Regions from separate parts of the Homo sapiens genome. Here region 2 is linked to region 1. Evidence: read pairs that join two places in POLR2A ChIA-PET (ENCODE). Cell type or tissue: PC-9. All regions are shown on one strand. Links, peaks and the distances in the headings refer to the core of each region. The heading gives the core; the rest is flanking DNA.

What was found. Peaks named below come from ENCODE experiments on the same cell type or tissue, not always from the same donor. Only the 100,000 strongest peaks of a DNase experiment are listed, where the experiment ranks them.
Region 2: POLR2A ChIA-PET joins it to region 1 with 10 read pairs; 2 of 35 experiments call an interaction of 5 or more read pairs at or near these places.

What each region holds. Positions count from the first base shown.
Region 1 is chr1:35,501,689-35,509,464 of GRCh38, forward strand. KIAA0319L (KIAA0319 like) reads right to left here. Exons shown (of 21, transcript NM_024874.5): 3 at 4,924-5,447. Among named protein-coding and RNA genes, the nearest start is that of KIAA0319L, 52 kb to the right of the region's middle. RefSeq lists an enhancer at 5,528-5,577. In PC-9, for the core only: no CTCF peak of the experiment used is centred there; DNase peaks (open chromatin) are centred at 3,813, 4,463, 6,003 and 6,433; H3K27ac peaks cover 2,957 bases.
Region 2 is chr1:35,016,696-35,024,471 of GRCh38, forward strand. ZMYM6 (zinc finger MYM-type containing 6) reads right to left here. Exons shown (of 16, transcript NM_007167.4): 3 at 3,688-3,772; 4 at 2,658-2,907. Among named protein-coding and RNA genes, the nearest start is that of ZMYM6, 11 kb to the right of the region's middle. In PC-9, for the core only: no CTCF peak of the experiment used is centred there; no DNase peak of the experiment used is centred there.

The DNA of each region.
Region 1 (7,776 bases), core at 1,473-6,472:
CAACATGGAGAAACCCTGTCTCTACTAAAAATACAAAAAATTAGCTGGGCGTGATGGCTCATGCCTGTAGTCCCAGCTACTCGGGAGGCTGAGGCAGACGAATTGCTTGAACCCGGGAGGTGGAGGTTGCAGTGAGCCAAGATCGCACCATTGCACTCTAGCCTGGGCAATAAGAGCAAAATTCCATCTCAAAAAAAAAAAAAAAAGAGGACTGAGTCCGTACAGAATCAGCCTGCTTAGGTTCAAGTCTTGGTTGTACCACATACCTAGCTGTGTTGCCTGAGTTTCCTCATTTATAAAACAGGAACGGGCAGGCACAGTGACTCATGCCTGTAGTCCCAGCACTTTGGGAGGCAGAGGCAGGCGGATCACGAGGTCAGGAGATCGAGACCACCCTGGCCAACATGGTGAAATGCCATCTCTACTAAAAATACAAAAAAAGTCGCTGGGTGTGCCACACCCCTGTGGTACCAGCTACTCTGGAGGCTGAGGTAGTAAAATCACTTGAACCCAGAGGCAGAGGTTGCAGTGAGCCAAGATCGCACCACTGCACTCCAGCCTGGTGACACAGTGAGACTCTGTCTCAAGAAAAAAAAAAAAAGAAAAAAAAAACAGGAACAGTAATAGTAATTCACAAGATTTGCTGTATAGATTAAGAGTTAATACACGTAAAGGGTTCTGAATGGTACCTGGCATATAGTAAATGCTCAGTAAACATCAGTTATTGCTGCTGTCATCATCATCATCATCATCATCATCATCATCATCATCACCATCACCATCATTAAAGACTACCTCAGTGTCCACATGGGTAACTCATTTAACACGTTCTTTGAGCTTGCTGGGTTCTTTGAGCTCCTTGCCTCCAATAAACTTCTTCTCCACTCTACCCCAGCAACCCTCTTCCACAGCTCACCCTAGATTCTGCCATCAGAACTTTACCACCTCCAAAATCTTAAATTCAAATATTACATACTCTGACCACCGCCTCCTATCCTTCCAGCACTCACAATTACCCATTCCTCTGACATCTGCTTCCCATCATGGTAACCACTAAATGCCAAACTTGTCTACTTCTGTAGCGCCTTGCTATCTTTGCCTCTTTTTATACTTTCTCATACTATCTCTCATCACTCTTTTTACAACAACCTCGATTTCCATACCTCATTTTCCTTCTGTACAAACTACCTAGCAAAGTTCCTATCTTGGATGAATCAAATTATCAGGCTTTTCTTGACAGAGTTGCTGAGAGCTACTGAGGAGAATCACACAACTTAAAGATCAGTACCACTGTTATAAATGCATGATCTCCATCTTCAAGGCTACCCAGCAATATTTCTATTTTCTTACCTAGTTTGCCATCTTCTATCCTTCACGATGGCTATTTTAGACCTTTACCCCACTCTCTAAACCTCTGATTTTCCTGTCTATTACCCACTCCCCCCAATCCCATCTACCTCTACCTCTGTTTCTACTATCCATAAATGATCTATCACACTTAAGAAAAAACAAGAAAGAGATGAGAACTACAACAATTTCCTTCTACCCAGTATATAAACCCACCCTAGCTGTGTCCTACCCAATCCTTTCTCTCTGTCACAATGAAGGAAGTATCCTGCTTAAGACTAATACTGTACTCTGTGCTCAGTATTCTAACCTTCCTGCCCTATAAGGCAGTGGTTCTGGTCCCTGGGCAGCAGCATTGGCACACTCCAGGAACTTTCTGGAAATGCAAATTCTCAGAACATACTCCAGACCTACCGAGTCAGAAACTATGGAGTTGGGGCCCGGCAATCTTTTTTATTTCCATCTCTTCAGAGCAAGAAACAAAGACCAATTTATTTTTAACAAGGCCTTCAAGTGAGTCTGATGCATGCTAAAGTTTGAGAACCACAGCTCTAAGGGATTATTCATTATTTATCCCTTTTCCTGTCTTTAATCTCCTTTTTTAGTACAATGGTTCTCTTGCCTGAAAAGCCTCCTATTTTACCAGGCCATATACAGTTGGCCCTTAAACAACACAGGCTTGAACTGCGCAGGTTCATTTATATGTGAATTTTCTCGTGCCTCTGCCGCCTGAGACAGCAAGACCAACTACTCCTCTTCCTCAGCCTACTCAACGTGAAGACAATAAGGATGCCTATAAGATGATCCACTTCCACTTAATGAATACTAAGTATATTTTCCCTTGTGATTTTCTTTTTTTTTTTTTTTTGAGACAGAGTCTTGCTGTGTCGCCCAGGCTGGAGTGCAGTGGTGCAATCTCGGCTCACTGCAACTTCCACCTCCTGGGTTCAAGCGATTCTCATGCCTCAGCCTCCCAAGTAGCTGGGATTACAGGTGTGCACCACCTCACCTCGCTAATTTTTGTATTTTTAGTAGAGGCGGGGTTTCACCATGTTGGCCAGGCTGGTCTTGAACTCCTGACCTCAATTGATACACCTGCCTCAGCCTACCCCAGTGCTGACATTACAGGCATAAGCTGCCGTGCCCAGCCCCTTATGATTTTCTTCCCTTTTTTTTTTTGAGACAGAGTCTTACTCTGTTGCCCAGGCTGGAGTGCAGTGGCGCAATCTTCGCTCACTGCAAGCTCCACCTCCCAGGTTCACGACATTCTCCTCCCTCAGCCTCCCGAGTAGCTGGGACTACAGGCGCCTGCCACCACGCCCGGCTAACTTTTTGTATTTTTAGTAGAGACAAGGTTTCACCGTGTTATCCAGAATGGTCTCGATCTCCTGACCTTGTGATCCGCCCGCCTTGGCCTCCCAAAGTGCTGGGATTACAGGCATAAGCCATCACACCCAGCCAATTTTCTTAACATTTTATCTAGTTTAAGAATACAGTATATAATGCATATGACATACATAATATGTGTTAATCGACTGTTTATCTTATTGGTAAGGCTTCCAGTCAACAGCAGGCTTTTAGTAGCTACATTCTGGGGGATTCTGAAGTTTATGCAAATTTCCAACTGCACAAAGGGTTGACATTCCTAACCCCTACACTGTTCAAGGGTCAACTGTATATTCTCGCCCTTTCCAGTCTACTCACCACATAGCCACTATCTGATTATGTCATTCCCTACTTAAAACTCCCTAATGGTTTCCCACTGATCTTCAGATAAAAACCAGTATTTTAATAAGGCCTCAAGGTTCTGCATACCTCTCAAGACTTCTCTTTCACCACCAGCTCTCTTTCTCCGTTTGCCCAGCAACACCAGTCTCTCCCAATTTCTTGAGCTCGCCATATTCTAGGGCACCTAACACACTTTGAAATTGTTATTTCCTCTGCCTGAAATACTCTTTTTCCCTGTTTCTTTTCCGAATTCCTACTTCAAATATCAGCTTAAACTTTCTTTCTTTAAAGTGGCCTAACCTGACACCTTAGTTTGTATTAGGTGCCTGTTGGATGCTTTCACGGCACTCTGTATTTACCCTCTCATTACCCACATCAAGCTTATAATTATTATAATAATTTAATTATTAGAAATGTAATATTCCTTGCCAGAGTATAAGCCTTGTTAAGGCAGAAATGATATTCATCTTATTTATTGTAATATTCCCAGTATCCAGCTTAGTATAGTACCTCGCAAGTAAATACACAATGACTATGACCGAGCCTTTACATACACTGTGGCTCTGTCCAGAATGTTTTTTTACCACCATTAACCCCACCCCAGTACAATCCTACACATCCTTCAAGAAATGTTAAACATCTCGGAGAAGTCTTACCTGCACATACACACCACTTGCCTGCTGAAGTGAATCACTTCTTGTGTTCTTACTGCATTGTGTACATAAGTATGTTAATGCAATAATTATACACCACTGTAAATACCTATCTTCATGTATCAGTCTCCACTAGATTATAAACTCCCTGAGGGAATGAACCATTCTTATTCACCTTTGTATCTCTAAGGCTTAGAAAAGTGCCTGACATTGACAGTAGGTAGCCATAAATGTTTATGGGCATATTAAATCTAGGATTGTTCTCTAATACTGCACTAAAAAGTTTTTTTCTTAATATTAAATCTGGGTTCCAATTCTAGCTATGCTGCATGATCACTGGCAAACTGTTTAACCTCTCTGGGCCTCAGTTTTCTCACCAGGTAAACAGGGCTAATAATGCCTACTTGGAAATATTGCTATGAAAATTAAACAAAATGATACAGTGCAACAATTAGTACACAGAGCGCTTGGCATGTCATAGCCCACTCTGGCTTCAACTTGATAGAGACAACTAGGACAAAACAAATACAAAAATAAGTCACAGCAATCAAGGAAGACTGAGCAGAGAGTGAGTCATTCCTTTTAATCATTTCCCCAAGGAGATCAACAATGAAGAAACATAATAAGCAGAATAAACTCTACTGGTGGTATCTCCCTTGGCATATACAGCTTGGTGAGAATTCACTCCAGAGACCTCTTGGCTAATGGCCACATCCTGCTCCACAGCCCAGCAGGTCAGATCTTAATCTGTAGTACCAAGCATGGTTAATTCTGACTGGAATAGAAACTACCTCATAAAGAATGTGTTTACAGGCGAGAGATGGAGGAGAACTTGACTGTAACCACATCAATCAACTGTTTTGCAATTTGGCAGAAAATACTGCAGAATGGTTGGTGAATACTAACAGCCATACAACTGTACTTACCTGTAGCCAAGAACCAGCTTAGACTAGATAATGAGCAGCTTTCTGCATTTACCAAAACAATGGTCAGACCTACATAGCATGAACATCTCTAGGGTCAAATTACCCTTTGTACATCTGGGCAGCACCAAAGAAGCTGACACCAAGCAGCTTTATATATACACTCCTCAGCCTATGAGCACTGCCCGCAAGCATCAGCTTCATTGCTCATATATACCAAATGTAAGAGCAGATTTAACCATTTCTCTGCTCCTTATTCATAGCATGCTTACCTCTGCAGAGCCACTGGTAGTCAGACCACCTAATTCGTTGGAGTCATTCACTTTAGAATGCTGTGTCACTATAGGTGTAACTACGTCACTGGGACTACCTCTCTTCTGAAGCTTCCTGATTAAGCTCTGCTGGTCACTGGAAGATACAGCAGGTCTGAGTGCAGCTCTGGGTGGGCTCTGCCTCCAAGATGCCCAGTTCCAACCTAGCCCCAGAAGATGTGGTACATCATCTTCAGGTAGAAAGCCCAAATCATCTGCAGTTTGGAATTTTTTTAAAAACACCAGCATGGAATTGGAGGAGTGTGTCCTAAAAGCCCGGCAGCTCTGGGGCCTGCTGCAGTCTGCCTGAATGCACATCCCTTCTAGCCACCAAAAGACATGGCAGGCAGAGTCCTGGCAGCAGGCAGCCCAACATGACTGGAGAGAGGGGGTTCCTTCAAGAAGCCAGAGGTGATTTTCTCCCCCAGATCTCAGGCCAACTCCAAATTGTGTCTTCCCCTGCTGGCACCTGCTCTCACTGGCATCTAAAAACAAAGAATGAAAACATTTTCAGATGAAATAAAAACAGAGACTACTGCTCCATAAAGAGCCCTGAGAACCAACATTTGAGGTTATTTTGAAGACGAGTTTTTAAGAGGGTGAGAAAGCCATCTAGTGAGTGGAACAAAGGAAGTGAAAGAGAGTGTTTTTTGTCTTCGGATATTTTAGGTTCTAGAAATACTGCTCCACATTCATTAATTGTTCTCCTTCTCAATGAGTTCCTGCCATGGAGACCTTTTACACAGAATGTCACTTCATAAACAGGAAAACAAAAACAAAAACAAAAACAAAAAAAGAGGTATTCTGGTGGAAGCATATGCAGGGAAGTGGCAAGTTGGGAGGAAGAGGGCAGAGTCCCAATACCTGATGACCTCCCACTCACCTCCAAGGTATTTCTCAGGGACAATGTGAGAACTGTGGGACCAGAAGAACAGGTAGCAATGTGAGAACTGTGGGACCAGAAGAACAGTTTCCCCAGCAAACTGGCAGCAACACAGACTGAGTACTCTGAACCTCATGCAGTTAATAGGCACATTCATTCTTTAACCAATCATTTGCCAAAGTCAAATGGTTTTGCATATCATAGTATCAGCCAGAGTGGTAGTCAAGATTACCAAAAATTTTAACCACGAGAGCAATTCTGCTAGAAAGAACTTCCTAATGACAAGTCATGTCATGATAAGAAATAATGGAACCTAAGTACAACAGTGACATGCTATGGGTAACCTAAATAATATGATCCAAAATTCTGGCTAATGTTGCTGATGGATAAACTTTGGACTGTTTTAATTATTTCAGGTATGGCATTGATTTTTCTGAAATAGTATCTCACCTCTGTTTTCTTAGATGAAGTCAAAACTTGTTCTAAATGGAAGTGATTATGTGAGTTCATTTTAAGGTACTGGCTCTATAGGTGTCTATTACCAGCTATTGTCAGGGTTATATAGAAACAGAACTAGGGTGAGGCAAGAGAGGTGCCTCAGGCACAAAATTTAAGGAGGTGCTCACTTTCAGAGTCATTCCAGCAAAGGGTTGGCTCACAGGACCTTCATAGTGAGTGTCTCTTTAAATTCTGTGTTCTGGGCACCTCTCTCCTTACCCTAGTCCTGGCCCTGGGCTTATAACATAAAATATATGTTAGAATTACATAGAAAAAATATGCAATAGAATCAAAACACTGAAGATATGGATAATCATGTCTGCATGTACACACAACTGAAAAGACCTCTAACGAAAGCAACTGACAATCAGCCAAAGCCAATCTGACTCCCACGGAATACTTACTAAATGTCCAACGGACTAAATGTGGAAACTAATCAAAGATAAAAGGAAGGTAAAGGCAAGCTTCTAGAGTATTGAGTCAGGAGCACTATGGAAGCCAGCACTGGCACCAACCTAACACCAGACGAGGCAATTTAGAAGGCCACAGAAAATAGAACTCCCTTAAAAAAAAAGATGAAGAATACCAACTACGAAAAAAAAATCAAGCTACCAACAGATACAGAAATACCCCCTCATTTTTATTTATCCTTCCACACAGGCACCAATAGTAAGAATCTCGGTAACAGCTAACTGAGTGAACAGACTTTGTTGAAATCAAATTGTTTTATCAGTAACTACTATTTTTACCTTTATATCAATTTTCCTTCATTCTTCTCATAACTATTTTCTCATACTTAAGAGGTCAACACAGATGAAAATTATCTGTGCTTTTTTCTAAGCTGATATATTATTTAATTTTTAAAAATGCAATACAACTTCCACTTCTGCTCTTGAAGAAGGAATTGCTATGGGGCTTGCCTTCCCACCATGAATAACTAGAAAACTAGACAAAATATATAAAGCAACTGTTTTTAGACACTGGACAACAGGCAGTGCAGGACTATGATCCCTGAAAGGAAACAAACCAGGTGAGCTCTATGAATCCCTTGGCTTTCTGCTGGAGGCATGCTCCAGACTGTGGCACAGGCAAGAAGAAGGCAAGCATAACAGGGCAGTTGCTAAATTGAGGAGACGGAGTTCAGGGTGACTGGTAGTTAGAATGTTTAAACAAAGTACCAGAAAGGAGGAAGCTACACAGAGAAAGAGCTTCAGAAATCTGAACAGTAGTCACCTTCAGTTTTGGCTGAACACTGATTTACTAAGGTATAGGTTGAAACTGCATGAGGGAAATTAGAAAATATTTTGAACAGAATGAAAATAACACAATATATAAAAATGTGTGGGATACAGTTAAAGCAATGTCTAGAGGGACATTCGTAATTTTAAATGCTTATTTCAGAGAAGAAAAGTCTATAAAATCAATGATTTAGA
Region 2 (7,776 bases), core at 1,618-6,617, 480 kb before region 1:
TGCAGTGGCTCACCCCCATAATCCTAGCACTTTGGAAGGCCAAGGCAGAAGGATTGCTTGAGCCCAGGGAGTTCAAGACTCCAGTGAGCCATGATCATGCCACTGCACTCCAGCCTGGGCAACAGAGCAAGACCCGATCTCTATAAAAAAAATTTTTTAATTAGCAGGGCATGCTGGCTCATGCCCATGGTCTCAGTTACTCAGGATGCTGAGGTGGGAGGATTGCTTGAGCCCGGGAGGTAGAGGCTGCAGTGAGCTGGGATCACGCCACTGCACTCCAGCCTGGGTGACAGAGTGAGACCGTGTCTCAAAAAAAAAAAAAAATCCCCAAACCACTATAAGGTTAAGTATTACTGTAACTGCCACTTTACAGATGAGGAAACTGAATGAGAGGTTAAATAGCTTGTCAAAGTCATATTGCTAGTAGGCAATAAAGCTGAAATACTAATCCAGGCAATCTGATTCTAGTCTATGGAATTAATTATTCCACTATCCTGCCTCCCATCCTGCACCTTTATTATACAGGTATATTCAATGGTAAACCATGAGAAAATAACAACAACAAAAATTATTTTAATTCTTTAAAACTCAACTTTAAAAATATGACAGCAAATCTTAGAAACCAAAAGAATATGCTTATACACAGATGAAGTATTAATTTTGAAAAGTGATTTTTCTACTGAAAACAGAGCAATAAAGAGTTTCACTTAATAAGGTGAATCTGCCAGTGGCATAATAAGTACAAAAATAGCAAGTAAAAATATGTAAATCAAAGAGAATGACTTTATAATGAAAATCTGTGCACATAAATTATAAGTGTACTCTGAACCTTACACATGCAAATGAGTGTTATATCGTAACATTTACCGTAGAAAAACCACACCTTCCAACAATAACATAGCTCAAAACATTTTTCTAATTTTTTTAAGATAAAACTTAAGATAAACCCTTAGACTATTTTTTAACTTTTAATTTTATAAATATCATGTTTTAACAGTATGACTTAATTTAATTAGCTAATATATTGGCCTGATTAAGGTATCAAGCAGCCTTTGAAAATTTGTAAAAATCAAATGCATGCTGAAAAGATAAGAATCTGTCTCCTAACCTTATGCTAAAAAGTCACTGACGGGGGTGACTACTTTTAAGAAAACAATAGGCATTTGGATGTATAAGTTGTGTTATGTTCTTTAAAATTATTTAATTTTATTTTGGTATTTGGTATGTTGAAACAATATCTAAAAATAGAAAACTAAGTTTACTCTTTCAGATTAGTTTCATGAGAATGACATAAAAGCATTAATTAGAATGGTATTTTGCAACAAACTAATTTAGAGTATATAAATATTTTAAAATTCCTCTCTCCTGGCCACATGTGATGGCTCACACCAATAGTCCCAGCACTTTAGGAGGCTGAGGCAGGCTAATTGCTTGAGCCCAGGAGTTTGAGACCAGCCTGGGCAACATAGCAAAACCATCTCTACAAAAAAATACAAAAATTAGTCGGGCATGGTGGTATGCGCCTGTGGTCCCAGCTATTTGAAAGGCTGAGGTGGGAGGATCATCTGAGCCCGGGGAGTTCAAGGCTGCAGTGAGCTGTGATCACTCTACCATGGGCAACAAAGAAAAAAAAAAATCCTCTCTCCTCTTTACTTGGAAATTTCCATATAGCAGGATCTACTTTTAAATAGTTTAAGTCAAGACACAAAGCAGATAAACACAGCCAAAGACAAAATAGGGGCCTACAAGTGATATGTTAAGTATACATAGTAATATGTATTATATACACATATATTTATTATATTTATTTATGTTAATTATAAATAATCGCACGATATAATTTTTATTATTAATAATAACAGGATTCCATTTTTTAAGTACTTGCTATGTGCTAGGCCATTTGCTAACACTGTCTCATTAAAGTCCTAGGAAGCAACTATTATTTACTGATGAGAAATGGAGGCTTAGAAAGTTAAACATCTAGCCCGAAGTCACAGAGATAAATGACAGAGCCACAATTTAAAAGCAAGCTCTTACTGTTTTTTGCCTGTAGTGACTATTAACAACACACTGTATTCCTCAAATTACACTACCACAGAAATAGGCAAAATATGCCAAATCCTTCAAATGTACTAAGTCAGGGAAAGATTTATGTGACTTTGTTGCTGTTTTTTCCTCTCTCTGCATCTAAGCATTATTGTAAAGCAACAATGACCCCACAAGGACATTAGAAATAAACACATTTTTGCGACCATGTAGAGTTTTTACTTTTTAAAGAATTAAATAGCTTTTGTATACTATTAAAAGAGTGATATTATTTTATGCTATACCCAATAGCTTTCAAGATAACTGTTAAATAAATTTAAATGGTGGGTGTCTACAATTACAGGATAGTCCTGCAATTCCCACATGTCATTTGTTATTTCTTTCCATAGTAAAATTTAAAGTGATAGAAAACTGGTTTAGGCAATATTCTAACACCAAGTCACTTATTTAATGTTGCAAAACTTTAAAATTGGTGAATTCTTCCATTAACTAAAAAGTTATTTCTACAGATACATGCTGAAGAGATTTAAAGTATCAACAGTATGTTTGAACTAAACAATATACACACTAAAAAAAAGGTAAAGTAAAAAGGGATGTTAAGAATTTTATACTTCGAGCAGTTTGTGCAGGTTTTCTTGGGAGGAGGTGGCAGGCAGGCAGGTGAAGAATGTCTGGTGATGCATCGTGTGGAGCAGAAGAGCTGAGTAGATCCTGTCTTATGATATGCAGTTTGGCCCTTATAAAGCATTTTTTTACAACCAGAACAAAAAACCTTAATAGCAACAGCTGGAACTGAAGGAAGCAACACACTTGGGCCAGATGATGCAAAAGAAAGCTGAAAGCCTGGGTTCAACTGCTGGGCTATCAAAACAAAATAAAAAAAGTTTTAGTATCAATACTAATGCATATACAGTCTCAGTCTCTCTCTCTCTCTCTCTTTTTTCTTTTTCTGAGACACGGTCTCACTGTCACCCAGGCTGGAGTGCAGTGGTGCAATCAAGGCTCACTGAAGCCTCAAACTCCCAGGATTAACCAGTCCTCCCGCCTCAGCCTCTTGAGTAGCTAGGACTACAGGCACATGCCACCACACCCAGCTAATTTTTTTTTAATTTTTAGCAAAGATAAGGTATGTTGCCCAGACTGGTCTCAAACACCTGAGCTCAAGCGATCCTCCTGCCTCAGCCTCCCAAGTTGCTGAGATTACAGGTGTTAGCCACTAAACCCAGCCCAGTCTCTCTTTTTCAGGACAAATTCCCAATCTTGAAATCCAGTTAATGAGGCAATAAGAGCTCTAAAACAGAGGTTTCAATTTTTTTTTAACCATTACTCAACGCAAGAAATACATTTAATATTATAACCCAGTTCTCACATACATATGTTTGTAAACGTGGGGATGTATGTACAATTTAATCACTGAAACAGAAGTTTTATGAAACAATATGTTTCCTTACTACACATATCATATTCTGATATAATCTTACTCTATTTTTTAAAACGCTGCTGAAAACCAGCTACTCACAGTTTGAAAAAACACAGCTCTAAAGAAAGAGAAAGACATACATGAAAAGATGCTTTCCCTCAATTTTAAAAGTCAGAATAAGCAAATTAATTGTAACTAACTTATACAGTTCCATTTCTTACCAATAGGTCTCTCATTAACTGAAGACACACCACCAATTTTCAATTTACTTTCTTGAGTTTTTGGCTGTTGGACACATCCATACTCCTTTAAAAAAAAAAAGAAAAGAGAAAAGAGCAATGAATACAATGTATGTAAGTAAACTAGAAATTCAAGCAAAAAAAAATTATTCTATCCTATTCATCTCCTTTTTTTTTTTTTTTTTTTTTTGAGATGGAGTCTCACTTGGGTGCCCAGGCTGAAGTGCAGTGGCGCGATCTCAGCTCGTTGCAACCTCTGCCTCCCAGGTTCAAGCGATTCTTCTGCCTCAGCCACCCGAGTAGCTGGGACTACAGGTATGTGCTACCACACCCAACTATTTTTTGTATTTTTAGTAGAGACAGGGTTTCACCACATTGGCCAGGCTGGTCTCGAACTCCTGACCTTGTGATCTACCCACCTCAGCCTCCCAAAGTGCTGGGATTACAGGCGTGAGCCACCACACCCGGCCCTATTCATCTCTTAAACAGTCTAATCATAAATACCTTCACAAGCACCTCAAAAGTCAAAATTTACAAGTTATTACACTAATCTTTACAAAGACAATCTTTCAGAATTAGAGAATCTTTTAAAATACTTTTATCTACTTTTCAAATGAAATTTTGATATATGGGAGTAATACATAGCTATTCCAAATGCTGAGCACTACCTATTTTTTAGGTAGTGTGTTTAAAAGGGGGTAATAAATGAAAAAAAAAATTTTTTTTTTTTTTTGACATGGAGTCTCATTCTGTCACCCAGGCTGGAGTTTCATTCTGTCACCCAGGCTGGAGTGCAATGGCGTGATCTTGGCTTACTGCAACCTCCAACACCCAGGTTCAAGCGATTCTCCTGCCTCAGCCTCCCAAGTAGCTGGGAATACAGGCTTGCGCTACCACACCCGGCGAATTTTTGTGTTTTTTTCCAGTAGAGAAGGGGTTTTGCTATGTTAGCCAGGCTGGTCTGGAACTCCTGACCTCAGGTGATCCGCCCACTTTGGCCTCCCAAAGTGCTGGGATTACAGGTGTGAGCCACTGCACCCGGCAAAAAGGAGCAATAAATGAAATTAAATCTGGCTGGGCGTGGTGGCTCACACCTATAGTCCCAGCTACCCAGGAGGCTGAGGCAGGAGAATCACTTGAACCCGGGAGGAGGAGGCTGCAGTAAGCCAAGATTGTGCCACTGCACTCCAGCCTGGGCAACAGAGCGAGCCTCTGCCTCAAAAAAAAAAAGAAAAAGAAAAAAAGAAAAGTTAAATCTGAATGATTTAGAGTTTGGATTTCAATCATTTTAGATTTACAAGCTGCCTTTTCTGTTAATGGCAGAAAAGATACAAGAGTGTCAATGCAATCTGCTCATTATACATAAAATCATCACAGACAAAATCCTATTTATTCTTACCACATTCTTTAAAACGTTTTAAAACAAAATGTAATCATGAAACATTTTTAAAATGTAAATGCCTATCTTTATTCTGAAATTGCAACCATCCTTTTTTTTAATGTTAAAATACCCTTACATATTTCAAAACAGGAAGTTTTTTAAAAAGTCTTACTTTTCTGAATCAATGATGGTAATAAATGGCAGTTGTATTTTTAATCTCTCCACACATAGCAAAATAAATGAGTAGCTATGTTAGTTCCAAAGTTACTTTAGAAATTTCTTTAGACTATTAAATGCCAAAAACTAGGAACCATTGCATTAATTCACCACTTCCCATGATATGTATTATGAGCACCCAAAGAGGTGCTCTCTATAAGATATGCCTTCTTTATAGATGAGGAAAGTGAAGCTAAGAGATGTTCAGCAACTTGCCCAAGGTCACAAAGAGACTACGTGCACAGATGGGAATCAAACCCAGTCTCTCTGTTTTGTTTTTTTTTTCTTTTTGAGACGGAGTCTCGCTCTGTAGCCCAGGCTGGAGTGCAATGGTGCCATCTCGGCTCACTGCAACCTCTCCCTCCCGGGTTCAAGTGATCCTCAGCCTCCTGGGTAGCTGGGATTACAGGCACTCACCACCATGCCCAGCTAATTTTTGTATTTTTAGTAGAGACAGAGTTTCACCATGTTGGTCAGGCTGGTCTTGAACTCCTGACCTCAGGTGACCCACCCACCTCCACCTCCCAAAGTGCTGGGATTACAGGCATGAGCCACCGCACCCAGCCAGTCTCTCTGTTCTAAAACCCAAGATAGCACTGTCATAGATGTGAAAATATAAAGTAATTACTACAATGAATTCAAACTCTGGTCCAACTGAAATTAAGTTCCCCTGTTGCAGTAGTCTCTCCCATCTCCTTTCTCTCACAGCAGTTACCATAGTAAATCATTTCATTGCTTATTTGGATAATTTGATTAATGCTTAACATTCATCCTTCCCCCTACACACACATTAGACTAAAAAGATCACATCCATTATGGACAATACCTGTTTTTCTCACCCCTGTATACCCAATCGCCCAACACAGTCAACATAACAGTAATGACTATAGGTTCTAACAGCAGACAGAAACAGATATGATCTTGACTCCTAAACAAGCTATTTAATCTTTCTTAGTTTCAATTTCTTTATCTGTAAAATAAAGATAATATTACCTAACCCATAGGGCCAACGGGGAGGGAGGGGGCAAATGACTTAATATAAATAAGGTATACAGAATGACATCTTACAGTTAGTCAAAAGCAAGCACGATATGTACACAAAATGCTAGTTCTTTTTTTTTTTCTTTTGAGATGGAGTTTCGCTCTTGTTGCCCAGGCTGGAGTGCAATGGCGGATCTCAGCTCACCACAACCTCCACCTCCAGGGTTCAATCGATTCTCCTCCCTCGGCCTCCCCAGTAGCTGGGATTACAGGCATGCGCCACCACGCCTGGCTAATTTTGTATTTTTAGTAGAGACGGGGTTTCTCCATGTTGGTCAGGCTGGTCTCGAACTCCTGACCTCAGGTGATCTGCCCGCCTTGGCCTCCCAGAGTGCTGGGAGTACAGGCGTGAGCCACTGCACCTGGCCAAAATGCTAGTTCTCATACTTATTTATTAGTTTCATAACTGGCATTTAATAAATACTTGCTAAATGAAGGAATCTAAGTCTATTCAATCCAAAGTGCATGTTCTTAAACATTATACTTAAATAACAATATTTATTGACACTTGCAAAATGAAGAGGACATTAAAAATATTATATACATCTTCAAATTACCAAAATGAGTGTTTAAGATTCAATAAAATTTTTTTTTTTTTTTTGGAGACAGAATCTCGCTCTGTCACCCATGCTGGAATGCAGTGGACGATCTCGGCTCACTACAAGCTCCGCCTCCCAGGTTCACGACATTCTCCTGCCTCAGCCTCCGGAGTAGCTGGGACTACAGGCGCCCACCACCATGCCTGGCTAATTTTTTTGTATTTTTAGTAGAGACGGGGTTTCACCGTGTTAGCCAGGATGGTCTCGATCTCCTGACCTCGTGATCTGCCCGTCTCGGCCTCCCAAAGTGCTGGGATTATAGGCATGAGCCACCGCGCCCGGCCAGATTCAATAAAAATTTCTTTGCCTTATCAACTCAATTTCTAAAATTTTTCTAGTATTTCTGTTATATTTCCCTGACCAGTTTCTTTTACCTCACAAAGTAATTTTTCTAAACCTTCATAGCTCACGAGTCCCAACTCCACATCTTTCCTGCTCATTGATGTTTCAATTGCACCAGGTAAAAACAAGTAACTAAGAACTCCCTCAACATCCCTCAGCCCCCTCCACCTTACCTACAAATTGCTCAGCAAACTGTCCTGCTATCTTACAGGAAAAGGAAACCTTCTTTTTAGCTATAGCTGAAATAGTGCTATTTTAGAATAATTATGTTCCAAGTATTGCAAGCAATACACTTATAGTAAAAATCACCATTGTTTATTTGATAGTCAAATTTAACCTGGCATCCTGTATTTTATCTGGAAGCCCTACATCTCCAAGTAGATAACTTTCTAATCTCAAATCCCAGATTTTTATGTGCAAATGCCTCCTTGTGCAGTTTACCACTTGAATGTCCCACAAGCCCTTTAAACACAACAGACCTCAAACTGCACT